Regions from separate parts of the Mus musculus genome. Here region 2 is linked to region 1. Evidence: chromatin loops called from intact Hi-C (ENCODE). Cell type or tissue: gastrocnemius. All regions are shown on one strand. Links, peaks and the distances in the headings refer to the core of each region. The heading gives the core; the rest is flanking DNA.

Region 1 (10,286 bases), core at 4,131-6,630:
GGTTCCCCTGAATCCCTGGCCTTCTTCCTCAGTTTGCCTCTCAATGCCGCCTGCACGGATGAGCCTGTGGTCCAGGCCTCCATCCCTGCCTTTATGCCGCTTCTGACAGGCTTTTGGATCCTAGCCTTGGAGGGGGCCTCCTGTCCAGAACTCGCTGGAAGGATGCTAGCTTTGTATTGCTTTGGCATCCATGTGAGACCCTCCAAAGAGCATCCCCACTCTCGAGAAGGTTTCGTTGTGTTTTGTTTTGTTTTGTGTTCGATTCCAAGGAAACCTTTCTGGGGTGTTTTTCCGTTTCCTGACTTGTTCTTCCACTTGGGAACATCATCACAACCTTGAGATGTCCTCTGGCATTCACCATCTTGACCTCTCTCTCTCCCCACCCCACATCCCCATCCCCCCCCCGATTTTATCCGGCCATAGAGAGCAGGGCTGAGGGAGGGCTCAGAGGAGAAAGTCAAACCACCACGCCCACGTGCCCCAGAGAGCGACACGGGAGATGAGGACCAGGACCAGGAGAGGGACGCCGTATTCCTGAAGGACAACCACCTGGCCATTGAGCGCAAGTGCTCCAGCATTACGGTCAGCTCCACGTCCAGCCTGGAGGCTGAGGTGGACTTCACGGTTATTGGTGACTACCATGGCGGCGCCTTTGAAGACTTCTCCCGAAGCCTCCCTGAGCTTGATCGGGATAAAAGTGACTCTGAGACAGAGGGCCTGGTGTTCGCCCGGGATCTCAAGGGGCCCTCCAGCCAAGAGGATGAATCTGGGGGCCTCGAGGACAGCCCGGATCGAGGGGCCTGTTCCACTCCAGAAATGCCCCAGTTTGAGGTACAGTGGAGCTTCACGGAGAACCGGGCACTGCATGTTCAGAGGGCTCTGGGCCATGAGTAAGGAGAGCAGCCATCAGCTGCAGCCTGAAGCTCTGTCTGGTGTTGCATGACTGCCCCTCGTAGAACAGCATGGTTCTGCAACGCATGTCTGCTGTGTCGGTCCACCACTTACAGGTGCTCCGTGGCAGTTTTAACCCCGTGACCCCCATCACTTGCTGAGGTCAAGTGATGATTTACTGCCTCCTTGATCCCCCTGAACTGTGCTGCATAGCACCTGGAGAGAGCATGTGTCCGTGGACTCCTGAGCCTCCTACAGCTGGTCTGAACGCTGAGTGGTTTTTCTTGATGCAGGCCAGGGCTCATTTTACCAGGGTCTGGAGAAGGGGCAGTTATTTAAATCCACCAGGTCCTGAGATGTTAGGGCTGGCAGTGGACACTCCAGGAAAAGAGAAGACACAACCTCTGGAGAGGATGCAGGGCCAGCGTCTGAGCTTCTCTGCTTTGTGGCTCCCTTAGTAGAGCTGCACAGAGGAGTCTCAGAAACTCCCCCTTTCCCTTTACCCTAGCAGATCCTCGCCCCCACCCCTAGACAGTGAACACCAGCTTATTCATGCTGGTATCCTACCCCATGCTGTACCCTCTGGGCGGAAGGCTCCTTCTCCCTTTCCGTGCCTCACCGTGATCCAGGACAGCTCACGCACCTCTCTCCGTGCTTTTCTGGCTACCTGGGAGGCAGTACTAGCCCTACAGCATCCTGCTCTGTCCTGCCACTTTGGCTCTAACATTTCCAGCACAGTCAGGGCAATGGCTGGTTGCTCTGCCCTTCTCCCACCAGGTCTTAGCTGTTCTAAGGTACACTCGGTACCAAGGGACGATAAACGAATGAGCAGCTAGATACCAGGATTCTGGAAGAATCTCTCCTTTCTCCCTCTTCCTTCCAACCACATGAAAAGCTAGATCCATTTATCAGACCTACAGTGTGTAAAGCCATGAACTAGGCCTGAGAGTCGAGTCAATAGAAGCTGATCATTTAGCTTGAGACACCTAGGATACGGTTTGTAAAGCCAACTGATGTGTTTTCTCTGGCTTTAATTTTTAAAATTACATTGTGTTTTTTTATATCATAAAAAATATACCAAAGAAAAGCCCACCATGCAGAGGCGACGATAAATCCACACCTGAATGGAATCCCCCATGCTTTCCATATCTTTCGGCCAGCTAGCCTCCTCGCCTGTTCCCATCTGTTGCCTGGCCCCTGGATACTTCCGTGTGTAGTTCTTCCACTGAGCAGCAGTTTGCACGAAGTGACTAAAAGGTGTAGGCGACGTGTGTGTAAGGAGAACGCTGAGCATTGAGTTTAACCACACCAATACAGCCTCAAAAGACATGCAGCCCTGAAGCATGGGGTCAGGCCCTCCTCATGCAGGCAGTGGCCTTGGCTCTCTCTCTTTGGGTCCTTTCTCAGTGACACCAACCATGCCTTTACATACTTTTCCGTGGGGTTGGGAGAGAGCTTTCTCCTCCTGCATCCCTGTTGTCTGTGAAGAGGAGTTGTGTCTAGGCTTGAGTTTTCACGTGTCCCCTTTATGTTCCTGTAGTCTGTGAAAGCAGAAACCATGACCGTCAGCAGTCTGGCAATCAGGAAGAAGATTGAGCCAGAGGCCATGCTGCAAAGCAGAGTCTCCGCTGCAGACAGCACCCAGGTAACCTGTGCCCCTACTGTAACCTGACACAGGGACCGGCCATTTGAACATAGGATCCTCACTGAAGTGGCCAAGCCCTTTGGTCAACCTTTTCCTTCCCTTCATCCTCCCTGAGGTCAGACACGGAACAGGGAAAAACCATGCTTTCCCATCTGTAAATGGGGGTGATGTTGCCTCCCCCCCCTCCTCCTGGGGGTGTTCAGTGCTCATGGCTAGCAGTTTAGAGGCATGGCTTTCAGGCTGCTTGATACGTGTGGAGAGGATCTTTCCAAGGCAGCTTGGGGGAGAGAAAAGGAGACCTCTCAGTCACTGGTTGTTCAGAACAGCTTATCTGGGTCATTTTTTATGCATGGAGGTTCCACATTCGATTGGAAAGATGAACAAACCAGGCCCAAATGACTGAAGAATGTGTTAGTGAGGTGAAACTAGCTTGCACCCTGGAGAAGGCTAGCTTGCCTGGGAACAGCTCACAGCTTAGTGCACACTTCCTGTGTGTCCTCTGTGGCTCTTCAACTTTTAAAATGTATAAGTCTGAGGGATTGCCCCTGGTTCTTCTTGCCACAGGACTTCAGAGCTCAGTCCCTTCTCCTGGTGACCAAGAGCAGAGTCCTTACCTGGGGTTCCACCCCCAGCACAGGCATTCTGAATATGACATAAAATAACACAAATGTATTTTCCAGATTTTTTTCTCCTACTGTTACAGTATGCCAAGTAATGGCTTTGCAGCTGCTCCTGCCGTTAGAGAGTCGTAAGCTGGCTACCCCAGACAGGCCTCTGCCCTCCCTGGCTTGCTTTGTTTTAGCAACCTTTGTTTTTAATGCAAAGGATAAAGAAATCAAAACGACCTTAAATCCCATAACCTGGTGTCATCAAAACATCAAAATGTCCAGTTATAAAAGTCAATAGACTGGATGACATTATCTATATGTTGTCTCCTGGGAGAAGATACTAACACAGATGTTCACATCTGTTCATACTTAAAGTTATTAGATAAATAAGACCACTGACTCTTACAGTATATCCTTTGCCCTCAACAAGCTTAGAATTTACTCAATTGCTGTCTCTGTCTCTATCTGTCTCTCTGTCTCTGTCCCTCCTCCTTCACTTCTGTCTTCATGAGACAGGGTCCCTGTTAGGTATCTCAGACTGGCCTCAAACTTATTGTGCTGCTGAAGGTGACCTTGGGCTTCCTCCTGCTTCTACCTCCCATGTGATGATGAGATTGCAGGTTGCAGCAAATACCTAATTTTTGCATTTTTTAAATGGGGTCTGGGAATAGAACCCAAGCTTCATGCATGCATGTTAAGTGAGCACTTTACCTCCCAGCCCCATGTCCACTGGGGAAGCATGTCCTAACTGTGTTTCCGTCTCCCCTCACTGGACCCTGTGATGGATTTTATCTTTCCCAGTATTCAGTGCTATGGTAAAGTTTCCTTGTTCATATTTCTTGGTGGACTTTTAGAAGTATCAACTTCTGTTGTAGTTAGGGTTTCTATCACTGGGATAAAACATGATCAGAAGCAACTTGGGGAGGAGAGGGTTTATTTCAGCTTAGAACTCTCAGGTCACACCCATCACGGAGGGAACTTCAGCCAGGAACCTGGGGACAGGAACTGAAGCAGAGGCCATGGAGGAGTGTTGCTTACTGGTTGCTCTTCGTGGCTTGCTCAGCCTACTTTCTTTCAGTCCTTCCTTCCTTTGTTTCTTTGTTTCTCTCTTTCTTTCTTTTTTCCTTCCTTCCTTCCTTCCTTCCTTCCTTCCTTCCTTCCTTCCTTTCTTTCTTTCTTTCTTTCTTTCTTTCTTTCTTTCTTTCTTTCTTTTTCTTCTTTCTTTCCTTTTGAGACAGGGTATCTCTGTATCTCTGGCTGTCCTGGAAGTTGCTTTATAGACTAGGCTGGCCTTGAACTCACAGAAATCTGCCTGTCTCTGTCTCCTGAGTGCCAGCCAACTTTAGCCTACTTTCTTATATCATACAGTACCATCTGCACAGGGTTGGTACCTCCTCCAGTGACCTGGGCCCTCCCACATCAGTCATTAATCAAGAGAATGCCTGACAGACTGCCCATAGGCCAGTCTGAGACATTTTACCAGTTGAGAGTTCCTCTTCCCAAATGACTTTAGCTTGTTGTCAAATTGACATTAAACTAACCAACATGACATCAAAGGGTAACTTCCAAGGTTGAATGGAATTCACCAACTTGCCTGGTTGCTTTGTCCAATACAGTGGTTGAAATGAAGTCTTTGAAGAGCCTTGGGGCCCCTCTGCAGTACAGTGTGAGCACCCCCAGTGCATGTCCACTCCTGAAACCTGTCACCTTGTAACTATAAGCCAGGTGACAGATACTACAGATACGTGTAGTCCTGTCATCTCTCATGCCTCCTTCTCTGCCTCATAGGTTGATGGGGGTACTCCAATGGTGAAAGACTTCATGACAACTCCCCCCTGCATCACCACAGAGACCATCTCAACCACCATGGTAAGTGGAACCCAGGAAGCTCCCCTCTCTTACCCACCCCTTACTCTCTCTCTCTCTCTCTCTCTCTCTCTCTCTCTCTCTCTCTCTCTCTCTCTCTCTCTCTCTCTCTCTCTCTCTCTCTCTCTCTCTCTCCCTCTCTCTCTCTCTCCCCCCCCCTCTCCTCCCAGTACCCAGAACCTGGAAACTGCTTCAGCAAGCCTCAGATGCCCTCATGGCAGTGAGACAGATGACCAGGTTCCTGTTGTCTGGTACCTTGACTGCTCTAGTACAGATTGCCAGTCTTCGGTTTTGCCAATTGAACAATGTGTGGAGCAGAGGCCCTGACTCTCAGTTATTTGGGCCATCCCAAGCATGCAGGGGTAGAGGGAGAGTAAAATGATCAGATTCTCAGCATGCAGGAATCTTGCAATTCCAGGCAAATCTACCTGCCGGAAAGCCCCCATCCCACCCCATCCTCCAGCCAGCCAGCAACCCCAAACCACCCTCAGTGTTGCAGACCACTTTCTCACTATAGCCAGTAGATGGCAGCAGTGAACCTGGTTGGAATATTCAGGGTTTTTTTTTTTTTTTTTGACACCTTTTAAGGGACCTTGTGGATTTTGCTATTTATTTGCTGTCTGACCAGTAATGAAAAGTACTTGGTCTCAAGTATTCTCATCGTATGGGACTCTAGAGCAGCAGTTCTCAACTTTCCTACTGCTACAGCCCTTTAATACAGCTCCTGGGGTTGCGGTGACCCCAACCATAAAATTATTTTGTTGCTACTTCATGACTGTAATTTTGCTAGTTATGAATCAGAATGTAGATATCTGATACGTGAACCCTGTGAAAGGGTCCCTAGGTCACGACCCTCAGGTTGAGAACTGTCGCTCTAGAGCCTTTAGGAACAGTACAGACCTGTTATTCTGCACACAGGTTTCTGTGTCAGACAGCCTCCTGAGATGTTTGACCTTTGGCTTATTAACCGTGGTTATCTGCTGTTCTTTCTCCTGCATCCTTTACAAATGAGAAAACTTAAGTTCAGGGGGATAAAGAGATGAACCCAAGGTCACATGACCAATAAATCTCAGTTTAGCCTCAGGCATTGTGACATTGGAAGTTCCACTTTCACTGTCAGTCTCTCTGCTCTGCCCATGTCCTGACCTGTGGGAACATCAGTTCTGGGGCCTGGGGCTGCAGAATGTAGTGATACCTCATCCAGATACTCTTGAGCTATTGAGAGATGCTTGTGAATGCCGTCCCTTGTCCAACTCCGGACCTATTCCTGGGAAGATAATGTCATTAAGTCCGACTCCTCAGCAGGTGGGTTTTAAGTAAACCGACCCCAGGATCGATAAACAGCCAGTTACCAGATGGCACATGTATCTCTGATCACTCGGTTCTTTCTCCCCCTCCCAACCATTACTCTTAGGCACTGAGATACTTGTAAGGGTAAATGTAAATGTCATTATGGCACGTAGACAGTTAACTTCATTCATCTCCTCATCCATCCATTCATCCATTCATTTGTTTCAAAGCCAGTGATGAGTCTGTCTGCCTAGCACAGGGATACAGAGCTGCAGTGCCCACCAGCATCCATTGTGCTGCCATCACAGGTGCCTGTCACGTGTGCAGCTCCTGGGCACAGTGATGAGCAAGGCCCACCCTTCTCACTTCCTGGCTGGATGGCCTTGGGCAAGTCACCTGAACCTCTCTAAGCCTTCTTGCCACATCTGTAAAATGGAGTGGGAGAAAGGTTTGTGTGAGACCCAGCAAGTACCCTCTGGGAAGCCTGCAAAACAACACCTGGCCTGTAGTGTATCGAGAAGTCAGCTAATGCTGTCTCTTTCTTGCCTTCATGGAACAGTGCAACAGGCTAGGGGCTGCTGGGAGGAGCCAGGAGGGTAACACAGCTGCTGGGAGGATGTGAGGAAGTTGTCTATAGCATAGGCAGGGTCAGCGGAGCTATGAGGAAAGGATGGATGGGGGTGGGCATGGCCACAGGAGGATGCTTCCAGCCTGTGAGAGCAGGTGTAAGGCCTGCAGGTGAAGAAGCACATCTGGGTGGCAGATGTGTACAGATGTGTACAGGAAGGGGAGGGGGAGGAGGAAGAGGGCTGAGAAGACAGACTGAACCAGAGCGGGAAGGGTTTGCGGTGTGTGTAGGATGGTTTAAACTTGATTCTGGAAACAAGAGGGGAATGGTGCCTTTGGAGTAGAAGCAGGGGATCAGCTGCGAGTGCATTAGACCATCGGCATGTGTGGAGTGTGGCCTGGAACAAAGATTCCTCCCTCCTGCTTCCCCTTCCTCCTTCCAGCCTCTTTGCTTCCCTTAATAAATATTTACTGAACACCCACGATGTGTGAAGTACTGTTCTAGGCACTGTGAGTCTGGCACTGGAGGAGACAGTGCCTGGATCCCTGGGACCCACGTAAGGACAGAAGACGGTGGGGACCTAAGGGCTGCTGTCTAGCTGGAGCGCCACCAGGGTTCAAGAGGGTGGCTGCAGCAGAGATTTAGGGACTAGAAAGTCCTGGAGCAGGAAAGTACAGTATTTGCTTTCTGGTAAGATGTTCTGGAGACAGGACAGATGGGCTGGGGACAGTGTTTACTGGCCAGTGGTTCTTACAGTGTGGTCCCAGGTACCTGTGACAAAGGCACGTTCCTCACCCGGCTCCGAAAAGTCTAATTCAGAAGCCAGGAGAAGCTTGGCAGCCTGTTCACAAGGGATCCCGTGTGAGAGGAGTGTGATATTTGTATGTTAGGAGCTGGCAGCCAGTTACCCTGCAGACTTGACGTGTGAGGAGCCGATGGAGTGTTTCCAGGAAAGGCCCAGGAGAAAATTGGTTTTGAAGATTTGGGGTTCAAGAAAAATCTGCATGACAGGTAGAGGGATATAGTTGTGGCATCAGTGAAGCGGTAGAATTTCCTGGGTATCTGAGTGGGTAGAGGGGAGCCCTGGGGAGAGATAGAGGGTTAGCCTTGCCCAAGGAGAACTGTGCTTCCATGAGTTGAGAGATGGCCCTAGCTATGCACACATCCAGGGCAGGGAGAAGAAAAGACCTAGGCCTTGAACAGCCTGTGTCCCCTTTAGTGGCTTTTGTTTTCGATGCAAAGATGAAGATGAGCTTTGGACGCTGGCCTCAGGCAAAGAGAGAACATGAAGAATAAGAGACTATGAGAGTGTGGTCTGAGGGATAGAAGGATCAAAGGGATGATGGTCGCTCCCTAAGCCAGAGGAAGAACACTCTCCTAGAAATGACCTTTGCAGTCTGGAATCTAAGTTGCTATAGGGAATGTGCCTTATGGTGCTGTGCCAAGTGACCTGGCCACCAACAGTCTGGGCAGGAGCTGGCTTAGCAGAGGCGAGGATGGAGCAGAAGGCTCTGTCCTTCCCCATGCTTCGGTAGGGTTCGTTGCCACGCACAAAACAAGACTGGCGTCCGTTTGTCTGAGATGCTGCATAATAGAGGTTAGCTGGAGACTATGCAGAAGTGAGAGGCAGCAGAGAGAACCTTGGTGTCTCTTACCCAGATATGGGACACTAAGTCTAAGGCAATTCCAGGCAGATAGAATAGTTATGATCCAGGACGAGACCAGGGAAGCTGGCTCAAGAGTGACGGCTCCAAGGGCCAAGTGCTGGGACAGCCACCAGCACCTACAGCCTTGGAGGCTGCTCGCTCAGAGTTAATGTCTGCTATCACCACTGACTTGCCATGAGACTTGAACAAGCCACATACTATAGTTTTCCCTCCTGTGTGTCCTCTGCAGAACAAGTTCTTGCTACCAAGAACTGCCTTCAGTGGCTTTGAAGGTTAAGTGAGGTCTCACATAGGCACCCAGCTAGTGGAATGTTTAGTGCCTAGCAGGTACCAGGAAGTACTTACAAGATCCATCTGCCTGTGCTCCTGAATTTACCGGCAGCTTTTGTTTACCTATGTTCTTCACTTATGGGCACAATGGGATTAGGCGAAGGTCCTTTTTCACAGACAGTAGGGAGGAAATGGTTCTGCCTCAAGGTCCACAGCAGGTCCAGGACAAGAGCCTGGGCTTCCTGACTTTTAGTGCTTCCAGAGAGCAGTACCATATCTTGTTCACTGTGACTCCCTAATAGTGGGGATCCAGTATATCTTTGTCGAGTGAGTCTATAAGCAAGCATGCAAGTGTGTGTCTATGGGGATTGAGTCTCTGGGGGTTGAATGCCTCAGCTCTCTGCTTCTGTGTCACTTCTCAACCCCATGGTGATGATAACCACATGGTCACATGCCCTGGCTATCCTGGAGACCTATTGAACTGAGACCTGGCCATCTGAGCACTATTGTCTCCCCAGGAGAACAGTCTCAAGTCCGGGAAGGGGGCAGCTGCCATGATCCCAGGCCCACAGACGGTGGCCACGGAAATCCGTTCTCTTTCACCGGTAAGTAGGCAGGGCCAGCTCAGGCTAGGGGACTCGGAGCAGAGGATGCAAGCACATAGCCCACAGCGAGTGCAGTCAGGGGCTCAGAACCATTTGCAGATGCCCATAGGCTCCTCGAGGTGTCCATCAGTGCCCCCTGGTGCAACCAAAGCACTGGCATCAGGGCTGGAGGTAAACAGGACACAGACACACGGACACACATGCGCATACACACATGTACTCACGCACGCGGGCATGCACACACACACACAAACACACAGAGTTACACATGTACACACACACAGCTGCATCAGCTTGTAGAGCAGGAGGCGCAGGGAATGAGGAGTGCCGAGGCTTGGATTCCAGGCTGGTTTCTGACAGTGGCTGCACCAGCAGTGGTCCTGAGTCCATCACGGACAGGTCTTTCCCAGTGCTTTGATTCTGGTTGGTCTGAGTCTAGTCCAGAGAGACCATGTTCCTGCCTGTGGCAGGATGAGGACCTGGGGGGTGGGGGGGGGGCTCTGTGTCCTGCCTGGAGCAGCTTTTCATTATTCTAGGATTCTTAGATTCTAGGGTGTTGTTAGGACTGGGGGGTGCCCTAGGAATTCCAGATTCTTAAAGTTACGGAGCCCTAGGCTTGGGGATGCTCTCAGTCTAGAATTGGAGAGATTTTGGCTTATTCTTGTGTAAGAACCAGTGTTTCAAAGCATCTTGGCCTCAACGCTTCACCTGTCGTGGGCCCCTGTTCATCCCTGGGGACGTTTCCCTAGCCCTACCTGCCCCTTCAGAGCCCAGTGCCCTGACCTGACCCCCGGGGTGGGGGTGGTTGTATTCTGCAGATCATCGGGAAAGATGTCCTCACCAGCACGTACGGCGCCACCGCGGAAACCCTCTCAA
Region 2 (10,286 bases), core at 3,025-5,524, 84 kb after region 1:
TCAGATTTAAACTTAGTCATTTATTATATAAATGAATTTCCATTTTAAGTGTTTTAATTATAAACTCGACGTATTTGCCCTCAGCGTCTGCTTGCTTGAGACAGGCTCTCTCGTCACCGTCTGCGATCGAAGGACTAGCTGGTGCCTAAGCCCCCTGTCTTCACCTCCCATCTGGCTGTGGAGTGCCAGGATTACAGACTCACAGCACCTCACCTGGTTTGCATGAGTTCTGGGCATCAGAACTCCAGTCCTCAATTCATGTGGCAAGCTCTTCATCTGAGCGTTCTCCCCGGGGTCCTGTTGTCATTGTTGTTGATGTTGTATTGAGGGGGGAGGAGGGCAGGAGGGAGGGAAAGAGAGAGACAGGAGATATGTGGTTTGTGTGTGGAGTGCTCATGCACATGTGGGTGCTAGTGCATATGCCTATGAATGTGTGTCTGGCCAGAGGTCTTTCCTTAGTCAGTCTCCATGTTCCTTTCTTGAGACAAGGTCTCTCCCTGGACCTAAAGCTCATCAACTTGGCTAGGCTGGCCAGCCAACAAGCTTCTGGGATCCCCCATCCTTGCTCCCCTCTCCCACTTTTTACATGGATTCTGGAGACCCGAGCTGATGTCCTGATGCTCAGACAGCAGGCGCTTTACCAACTGGGCTTCCCCAGCCCTCTCCTCCTCCCCCCCCCCCTTTTTTTTTTAGTATCTCAGACACTCGGAGCTAACAACCCTGCCTCCACGGTGCCCTTCAGCATTGGTGCGGGCATAGGTTTAGAATGAACACACCGTATTAAGTGAGCTTCTCCCTGGTCCACCTCATTCTCAGTGTCACTGTATGTATGAGTATCAAGATGACATGCCTTTGCTCCTGCTTGTTACTGTATGCTCACAGCTACCACCTTGTGCGGGCTTTTGTCCAGTGACTGTTGATTGGAATCTGTTTATGTTGGGTGTGATCCTGATCCCGTTGTTCTACGGCCGCGGCGTCTATATCACTGTTCACTTGTTCATTGATTTACCCTCCCTGCGGTTGCTAATTGGACTGCCTTCAGGTCTTCTGCATTGCAAAAGGTCTCTGTGCACCTTCCTGGGCATCTCCCACCTCCACTCACTGTAGCGTGGGGACCTACAGGGTAGCTTCCTTAGGAACTTAGTAGGCATTCAGACTCCAGGGTCCTGCTGAGGGGGCCTGCTTGGGAACTGAAGGGATGCTGTATGTGGAGCAGCAGTGAGATTGGTGGATCCTGTGGGTGGTCTAGCTCCCCCTCCTTCCAATAGGATGTCAGGGCTGCCTCTGAGCTTCATCTTCGCTAACTTTTGCGATTGTCCTAGTCATTTTTGCCGGTCTGTGGGCATACAGTGACAAATGGTCATGGCCTTGATTCACGACCCCAGTAGCTAAGAAGCACAGGCATCATGCCTACCACATGTTTACCCTTTGTGAACCTCCTGATGCTTTCTCTCACCTAGCCCAACACTGACTTTGTGTTTTCTGTTTTCTCAGCTGGAGGCATCTCCCTGTGTCACTCCTTGTCACCTCCTTCAGGAAGCCTGCCTAGACTTCTGCTCTTTAACCTCACAGAAAGGAAAATTCGGTGTCATTGTCCCTTCATTTCCTGCCTGGGAGCCCCGCCTAAACCAAGGAACTTGGAGAGTCCTGCATGGCTCAATCCCACAGTAGTAAATATGTTCTAACTCACTTTTTATCATTTAAAGGAAATGTTTACATTTTCAAACAGTCTAAATTATGTGTGTGTATGTATGCATATATAATGTATATATGTATGTATGCATATATATGTGTATGTGTGTGTGTGTGATGGTGGCATATACACAGTAGAGTTTCATTCAGTCACAAGGACAGTGAAATCATGTTCTTTGCAGGGAAATGGATGGACCCGGGGATTATTGTGGTGAGAAAATAGAGCAGCCTCGAGGAGACAAACAGTGTGTGTTTTCTCAAATACGCAGAATCTACATTTAAATATATGCACATTATATGTATGTGACATGAAAGCAGAAAGGAGAGGAAGTAGGAGGCTGGCAAGGGGAGGGGTGGAGGAGGGGAGGTACAGAGAGATAATGTTTAATGTCATCATGAGCCCATTATTTTGTATATTAACTAAAGATGAATTAAAATGTCCGAATTGCTAGCTTCTCTCAGCAAAACCAGAAGACATGGCCTCATAGGGACATCTTTTTTAGGGTGACAGTTTGCTGGTGCAGAGGGTAGCAGACCCCTGTAACTCGAACTCACGCCCTGTGCAGGCCCTGTCTGTGGCCATGTGGGCTTGTGACCCCTACCTCTGCAAGCATGCCTGTGGTTTCTTTCTCTCAGTCTCTCTCCTCTTTCCAGTCTTCCCCTTCCCACCTCTTCCCTGCACAGCCCCAGCAGCCTCTCTGGCCTTTCCTGTCTCTCCCAGTCACTGTCCACGCCACAACCCTGCTCAAGAACCAGTATCGCATCCACTCCCTGTTCCCTTCCTAGACACTGCCTGACTTGTAACAAGAAGTATTATCACAATATAAATGTATCTGGTTTACAAATGTCTAGATAACAGCACAACAGGCACTTGAGACTGCACACTGTTTCAGGGACACTGAAGCCTCTACCACACTCCCATCACCTGTCCTCGGGGCCACTACTTGTCAAAATCTGCTATTCATCACTCCTGTGTGTATTCTTATATTACATATGCCAGTGTCCCCAAATAATGCATAGCCTTATGTTGTCTGTTTTCCAACTATGTGTCCGATTCTTCCAGCTGCAACTTGCTTTTTTAAAAATCCAATTACATATTATTATTATTATTATTGTTAATGTTATTATTATTTTAAAGATCATATTGAATTCAGGTGAAGCTCACAAGTCATGAAATCCATCTCTGAGTCCTCACAAGCCAAGTGTGGCTCTGTGACCCGTCCTAACAGATGTTTGAGGCTTGTGGCATGGGGACAGCCTTCTGTGGTCACTGTTTTACCCGGCTCCAGACAAACGGCTGTTTAGACTGTGATCAGCTTTTCACTTATAGTCAGTGCTGCTGTAAAGCCTCGGTGAACAAGGCCCTGAAACCCTTTTCTGAGGCCGGTCGACACCTGCTCATTTTAGCCAGCTACACAGTGCAAGGCCACTGTTCAGCCCTGCCAGAGGCTTCCGAATCCATAGAGGTCTTCTTAGCTACCCAAGGGAAGGGACCTTGTTCCTCTCCAGTGACAGCTGCCTGAACCTACAGTCCCTCCTCTCCTGCCCTTCACCCTCCTCTAGGACTCCAAACTGACCTTTCCTCTGCCTATCTTAGCCAGGAAGCCAATTCCTGCAGCATGGGTCATGGCAGATCTCCTCTGGGCCAGTAGCTGTAGTTGGTGGGAGTCCAAACAGCACAAACCCTGGGAGAAAGGGAAGGTTGGTTGTTTTTTTTTTTTTTTTTTTTTTTTTTTTTTGAAGGGAGGCATGGGTGGGCCAGTAGTGTGAGAAGCTGGTACATGAAATTGCTCTGGGTCTTGAGGGATGAGTAGGAGTTTGTCACTGAGAGATGGTGGGAGGGCATTGCAGGCTCAGGCAAGAGGAGAGGCTAGGACTAGAATAGTGGGGTAGAGATGTGAGGAGGGTGGGCAGGCAGTGGAAGAGAAGAAAGAGGCCTGGAGGAGCCTCAGTTGCATACCTAGTATTCTCCAGGGACAGCTGTGTGGGAGCCAGGGGAGGAGGCACATCCATTTGACACCTATTGAATGCCATGATCCAGTACGAAGAGCTTACCTCTATTCTTTATCTCTTCGGTTTCTTAAGGAGGTAGATGCTTATGTGGTCCCGATTGTGCGGGTAGAAAAACGAGCTCAGGGAGAAGCACGGACTATGGTCCGTGATCACAGAGCCCCCGTGAGAGGGAGGACAGGTGCCCGGCCACGAATTCCAGAGATGCGTTAGCCAGCCAGGTACTGCTGCCCAAAACAAGGGTTCTCCAGGAAGCGGGTCACCGGGAGGGGGCACCCGATCCTAGAGGCAAGAACCCTAACGGGAGAAAGAGGGGTGAGAAGAAGCCTGACTCCCGCAGCGAGACCCAGACCAGCCGCATCTTTCCCGTGCCTCAGTTTTCCTACCCCACAGTGAACGCAGCCAAAACACCTTCCTGCCGACCCACTCAATAACCCAGGTTTCCAAGTTCGCGCGCCACCGCGGCCAGCGCTGTGTAACCTCGCTCCGGTAGTCTGCCCTCTCTGGACGATCGGTCGCAGATTCCCAAGCGCTCTTTCCGCTACACACCCAGCGTCCGCAGCCGCGGTGCCCCTCCCCTCCCCTTCCCTTCCCCGGGCGGGCGGCGGGGGTGGCGCGCCGGGCCCCGAGCGGCCCCCGCGGTCCCCCGCAGCCCCGGGCCCCCGGCCTGATCCGCGCCTGGTTTTGGGCGCAGCCGCGCGGCCCCCTCCCCCGCGCGCGTCTCCCCGCCCCCCGCCCCCTCCCCGCCGCTCTCGGGGAGCCGGGGCCGCGCGGCTCCTCCTCCCGCAGCCGCATCTGGGGCGCCGCGCCGGCCGGAGGAGAGGCATGGGGCGCCCGCGGGCCGGGGCCGGGGCCGGGGCCTAGGCGAGCGAAGCTTAGAGCGAGCGGAACGAGCGAGCGAGCGGAGCGGGCGCAGCGCAGAGGCCGAGTGGACCGAGGCGGTCGAGCGCAGGGCGCAGGTGAGCGCGCGGGGGTGGCACGCGTCAAGACCCTCCTCCGAGGCTAGATCGGGGGCAGCCCCCAGCCGCGGGCAGACCCCGGGACAGATGCGCTCAGCGACGGGGTCTCCCGGATCCTCTGACGGGCAGTGGCGCCCGGGCCTGGGGACCGACGCGGGCCGGCCCCTCCGATGCTGTCGGCCCTTCCCTGGCCGGGGCGCAGGAGCGGTTCCCGGCCCTCCATCCGCAGGCGGCTGGCAGCGGCAGCCCCCTCCCAGCCGCGTGTCCGGGCGGCCGGGGCTTCCTTGCCTTCAGCCTGCCGCACGCTCGTACTCCCTTCCCGGGATCTCCCCGGGACCGGGCATCCGGGGAGGGGGCGGGCGACCCCGCGCCGCATCGCCCCCGGAGCGCTCGTCTGCCCGGGAGGGGCCGAGCGACCCTGGCACCTGGGCTGTGGGGGGGCCGCTCACATGGCCACGGGAGGCCCCCACGTGCGGCGCCCCGCGGGAACGGGGGTTCGCGTACAGAGCGGGTGGAGGATAGACCAGGTGGCTGCGGAGGCCAGCTGGGTCCAGATGTGCAGGGCCTGCTGGGAGGGGACATGTGCTACCTGGGCAAGTGATGGTCCCTGGGCCTCCTTGGGCAGAGCTTGCCTTGTCGGATTCCCCATCCAGCCCTTCATCCATCTCCTTTCTCGCGTTCTTCTATGCTGCCTGTGTTGCGGAAAGGGCTGTCACCGACTGTTGATGTTGTGGGGGAAAATGAAATGGGGGAAGGGTGGTGGGTAGGTGGGTGGGTGAAGGCCAGTTGTGGCGGAGATACCCAAAGGATGGGGAACCTTACGCTTGGAGGACTGTGCTGATGGGGGGGGGGGGAATGTCCCAGCACCTCCACCTGCTTGGAAGTAGAAAATGCAGAGGGGGAGGGGGCTGCAGTCCCCAGCCCTAAGGAGGCTGGACTGCCCCGCCTCTACTCTTGGCACCTCCTGTGCGGTGGGGGAGGGTCCGGTCCCTCTGCCTCTGTGGCTTCACCAGACAGGACCATGTCAGAATGCCTGTTGGAGGAGTCTGTGGAATTCTTCCCTCAGGTGGCTACCTCTCTCCCCTTCCTCTGGTATAGAAAACTGTGGGCTGCCTGGGCCAAGGGTGGTCCGAGGGGCCTGAGCCAGACTGTTAAGGACAGCGGGACTGGGTGGGGCCGCAGAGCTGGCTTCCGGGCTGATAGCCGAGGCTCGGGTTGGGGGGCCATCCTCCCCCTCAGCTGGGCTTCAGCGACTGCTCAACAAGCTCCGAGTATGTTCCCAGTAGCTTCTGACGATGCTGTCTGTGCACGTGGGGCAGGCGTGTGTGCCTGTGTCTGTATTGGGGTTGGGGTGGGATAGAGTGTGTGGGTTCTCCGGAAGCTGGGCAATGCCCGGTGTGCCTGTGAGTGGTGTCCGCGAAGCCCTCGTCCATTTAGGCCAGGTGGAGCTAGGCTGGGCACTGGAGAGGTAGGTGGGCAGGGCCCCGAGTCAAGAGAAAGTGTGGGGTAGGCAGGGCCTGATGACTGACTTACAGAACCCGGTACCCAGGACTATCCTGCTGGTGTCAGCCAGAGATGAGCTGCAGGTTTGAGGGCTGTGCCCCGGGCCGGCGCACGGCTGCTTGGCAGCCGAACTTGCTGTTTTGAAGGAAGGCTGCGCAGCACTCAGGGGCTGAGGGTGGAACGTGTACTTGGGAGCTTTCAGAGGACTCAGTGACGTATCTAGTGTATCGGGGCACCCACTGGCATCTTGTTAGGATTTTGTGGCTCACAGGCATCTGGCTTCATAAATGCCAGCGTACCTACACACTGAGGGATATTGTCCGCTGCCCTTTACCCAGCAGAGAGCAGGGTCTCGCCCCTCCCCTACAACTGTAATTGATGAGTACTCATTGATTTGAAAAATAAAATAAAATAAATTTTAAAAATAGCGTTCCCGAACTCCAGTGGACTTTAGTATATTTTCATTTAAACATTCCGAAATGGGAATGAAAAAATTTTAATTCTGATTTTCTGTTTTTGGAAAGCATATAGTTGGTCCATAGTTCCCAGCCTGAAGCCCAGCCCCCTCCCCGCAGCAGCTACCTCTCAGCTGCATCTTGCTCCCCATCTTCTCTCACTTTGGCTCTGGTCTCCCTGGCCTGCTTTCAGTTCCTGGACTGTGTTCAGGTTGCATTTAGCCTCAGGGTCTTTGAGCATACTGGGTCCTCTGCCCATACCCCCTCCCCCAAGTCCCCACCCACATCACCTACTTAACTCATCAGCCTGGCCTCATCCTGAACATTGCCTTTGGAAAAAAGCCTCCTCCGTGCCCAGGCCACTGTGTCCCTGTCAACATCTCCACAGCCCCAAGACCTCTGTGCTGTGACTGACATGGGAGGGGCGGCGACACACCTTCCCATTAGCCTCCTTGTGCTGAGGACGGGTCTTGACTGGCTGAGGGAACTTGCTCTTGTTTATTTATTATTTATTTATTTATTTATTTTTGGTTTGAATGAATGGGTGAGTGTGAACTGGGGCATTCCAAGTGGAGGATGGGCACAGAGGATACTTGGTCAGGTCCAGTTGCCCACATGACTGTCCTTATGGGTTCCTCTGGCTCCAGCTGGCTCTGTACACCCAGAGGCACTTGGCAGACTTGTGGAAGTTATAGGTCTGTGGCCTCTAAAATCCCAGTGTGTCCGTGGGTAGGTCCAGCATCTTTGGGCATTCCTGTGGCCCCGTGGTTGGGTACCTGTTTCTGCATCACTTCGTGGGTTCAGATCAGTTGCCTACCTAGCTACCTCTTGTTGCATTTATGGGAGTGGGGAGTCTGCTAGCTACTAGTTTCTTGCCTGCCATTCCTTCTTTGGGCCACTAGTGTTTCCTGCTCCACTCAGTGCTTAGTGCTGGGGGGCGGGGGTGGTGCAGAGAATCAAATCAGAGGAGATCTGGTACGTGACCTGCTGCTCTTCCTGTCCTGGGGACCCGTGCTGCCGGGTGCTGGAAACCTGTCCCCAAGAACATGTGCTGCTCTGGGCTTGGGGGGCCTCAGGGATGTGAGTGAATTGAGCATGAAGGAGCAGGACACTGCCGGCCAAGGACCCCACAGGCATTCATAAAGCCAGGAAGGCAGCCTGCGTCTTAATCAGAGAGGTGGCCTCCTGAGTGGTCCTCGGGGACACTGGTCGTGAAGATGAGCTGCTTCTGTGCGCACTTTGGGGCGCAGGATCAGGCTTGGTCTGCTCTAGTAAGTTTGAAGGACTGTGTGTGTACAGGTCCAGGGTTGTGGTCCACAGACTGAGAGGGGCCAGCAGTTTCTCCTGATGGGTGATCCTGCCATTAGAGAGGTGAAGTGGGCTGGCTCAGGTAGAGACATCACTCTTAACTGAACCCTGACTGGGCACATTAAGTAAATGGCTAATCCCCTGCAGGGCTTCCTATGGTGGGGACACAGAGACAAATGTATGCTCGCTCAGTCCACTGGACTCTTTTGTTGGGCTCTTAGCTGCACATGACTACCTGTTTTGTATATGTGGTCTGGGGAGCAGTTGTTGTTGATTCTCTGTACCCACCTACTCAGTAGTCCCCTGGCAACAACCTCAGGCCAAGATTGGAGCCTTTGGGGTGCGCTCAGCACCCTGCAGCTTGCAGGTCACATTCAATTTCCGCACTTTCTAGCCCTCCCCTTGGCAGGAATGACGAGGAAATACCTTAGTGTGTCTGCCTGGTGGGGAAACTGAGGTGCAGGAGCTGCCCACGGCCACTCAGAGGCTGAAGAGTGGACCAGTAACCCCGTCACTGCGCCCTAGGGATAGCCATTGTGCCAGGGCTTCTCTGGAGTAGATGGCACATCACTTCCTGAGCGAGAAGCAGCCTGGATCCTTCTCTGCTGGGTTTCGCAATGCCGCCTCCTCCCCACCGAGCCGTCTGACGTGGCCTTTTCAAAAGCCCAAAATGAATGGAAGCACATTTTGTTTGGAGAATTTTGCTACACCCCTCACTAGGGCTGGTTGCAAAACCAGGCTTGGGGATTCCTGCTAATGTTGACAATGATGATAATAATAATAATAACAGCCGTTATCAGCAGCTGACAGTTAAAAAAACAAAACAAAACAAAAAAATCAACTCTCTGCTTGATAAAGCATCATTGACCATCTCCCAGAACTGAGCGTGTGGTTCAGGGTCTGCTACTTAGTAATACTGACTCCAAGCCTCCTATATCTGCTTCAGCCTCTACTACATCCCATTTTTATTGGCCCCATTTTACAGATAAGAACATTGGACACAGAGAACTTTTAAGTAATTGGATCAAAGCCACATAGATGTCAAAATCCTGGTACCAGGATTTGGATCTAAGTTAGCGAGAGTTTAGAGTCTCACGTTAGCCCCATCCTCTGGGGATCCTGAAGTGTTCCCGCTTGTTCACCAGCATGTGATGGGTATGAAGTTTATGGGATCAACTGCAGTAGGCTCGTTTCGGGGAACCTGACTGTATCCACTGGCGATGGGTCCCCACTTGGTAGAAGTAAACAGCCTAAGGCATCCCTGGAATTCAAGTGTCTCAGCCCTGTGATAGGCCTGGTCTGAGCTTTGCTGTCCCTTCCTGCGCTGCCCCCACTCCCACCCCCCTGTTACATGGTGGTTACTAACGGAGGCTGTGACCCGCCCTTAAGACGTCCTATAGATGTGAGGTTATATGGGTGGTAAGAAGTGACCACCACTGCCAGCCCACCCCGGGGAGCAAACAAGGCACTTGGTCCCCAGGATCTTTGGGTTAAGAAGCAAGCTCCCCCCCCTCTGAAACAGAGCAGCATCTCCAAGAATGGCATCACACATGGTCAGAGGGACATTTGGTGCTCTACAGGGGTCAGAGTGCATCTGATGGTACAGAACTGGGATTGAAACCCTAGCATGTGCATGGAGCAAGACCCGCTGGTGCATAATTGAGTGCCTACTGTGTACCCAGCATTGCAGGATTAGGAAACCATCCTGACTGGGAGGCACTGGGACACCATATACCCCAAGTTCTGGTCTTGGGGTATTGAGCCGTTGGCTTCCGGGCTTAGGCATTTGTCTCTGTGTAGTGACAGGCCCCTGGTGGGTCTTGACATTTGTCCGGAGGTGATGGACTGCATGATGCTCTGTTGCTGTGGTCCCTGCCTTAGGGCCTGCGCCTCTCTGAGCTCCATGGTCTCCATCGCTTTTGTGGGGTGGGGGCGCCGTCCGAGTCTCTGCCAGTTCAGCTCTCTGGAACTGCCGGGGTGAACTGAGCTGGACTTCCCTCCAGGAGATCTCAGGAGTCTGGTGTTGTGTTCTCGCCCCGACAATTGCCTGTCTTCTCCACTACCCTCTGTCCCCAAACCCCTGCCAGAGGGGAGGAAGCTTTTACTCCCACCTACTGCAGGCTGACTGGGTGCCGGGATAGTGACGCGGCCAGACTGCCGAGCTCAGCTTGGAAACGGGGATCAGGTTTGCTCAAAACAGGGAAAGTTTCTTCCCCCCCCCCCCGGGGCATCCCAGCTGCCTGCCTGACTGCCTGCCTCCCCCAGCTGTTGCCAAGCCCAGCATCCTTAGCTCTGCTAGATCTGGAAGCTAGAGCTCTCTGGAAGCTCTGAGCGCCACAGCCTTGTTGGTCCCCAGGCT

What was found. A loop is a pair of places that touch in the nucleus more often than their neighbours do. Peaks named below come from ENCODE experiments on the same cell type or tissue, not always from the same donor. Only the 100,000 strongest peaks of a DNase experiment are listed, where the experiment ranks them.
Region 2: a loop joins it to region 1, with 2.6 times the contacts of the local background. A loop is called at or near these places in 4 of 42 quality-filtered maps.

What each region holds. Positions count from the first base shown.
Region 1 is chr2:156,524,458-156,534,743 of GRCm38, forward strand. Epb41l1 (erythrocyte membrane protein band 4.1 like 1) reads left to right here. Exons shown (of 25, transcript NM_001368800.1): 18 at 424-831; 19 at 2,432-2,536; 20 at 4,933-5,013; 21 at 9,324-9,410; 22 at 10,229-10,286. Among named protein-coding and RNA genes, the nearest start is that of Aar2, 18 kb to the right of the region's middle. In gastrocnemius, for the core only: a CTCF peak has its summit at 5,534 (motif pointing right); a DNase peak (open chromatin) is centred at 5,481.
Region 2 is chr2:156,609,198-156,619,483 of GRCm38, forward strand. It overlaps Dlgap4 (DLG associated protein 4), which reads left to right and starts at 4,500. Exons shown (of 13, transcript NM_146128.6): 1 at 4,500-4,661. It overlaps Gm14169 (predicted gene 14169), which reads right to left and starts at 4,225. Exons shown (of 4, transcript NR_040372.1): 1 at 4,089-4,225; 2 at 3,748-3,999; 3 at 3,270-3,377; 4 at 1-2,030. In gastrocnemius, for the core only: a CTCF peak has its summit at 3,969 (motif pointing right); DNase peaks (open chromatin) are centred at 4,029, 4,470 and 5,086; H3K4me3 peaks cover 1,651 bases; H3K27ac peaks cover 252 bases.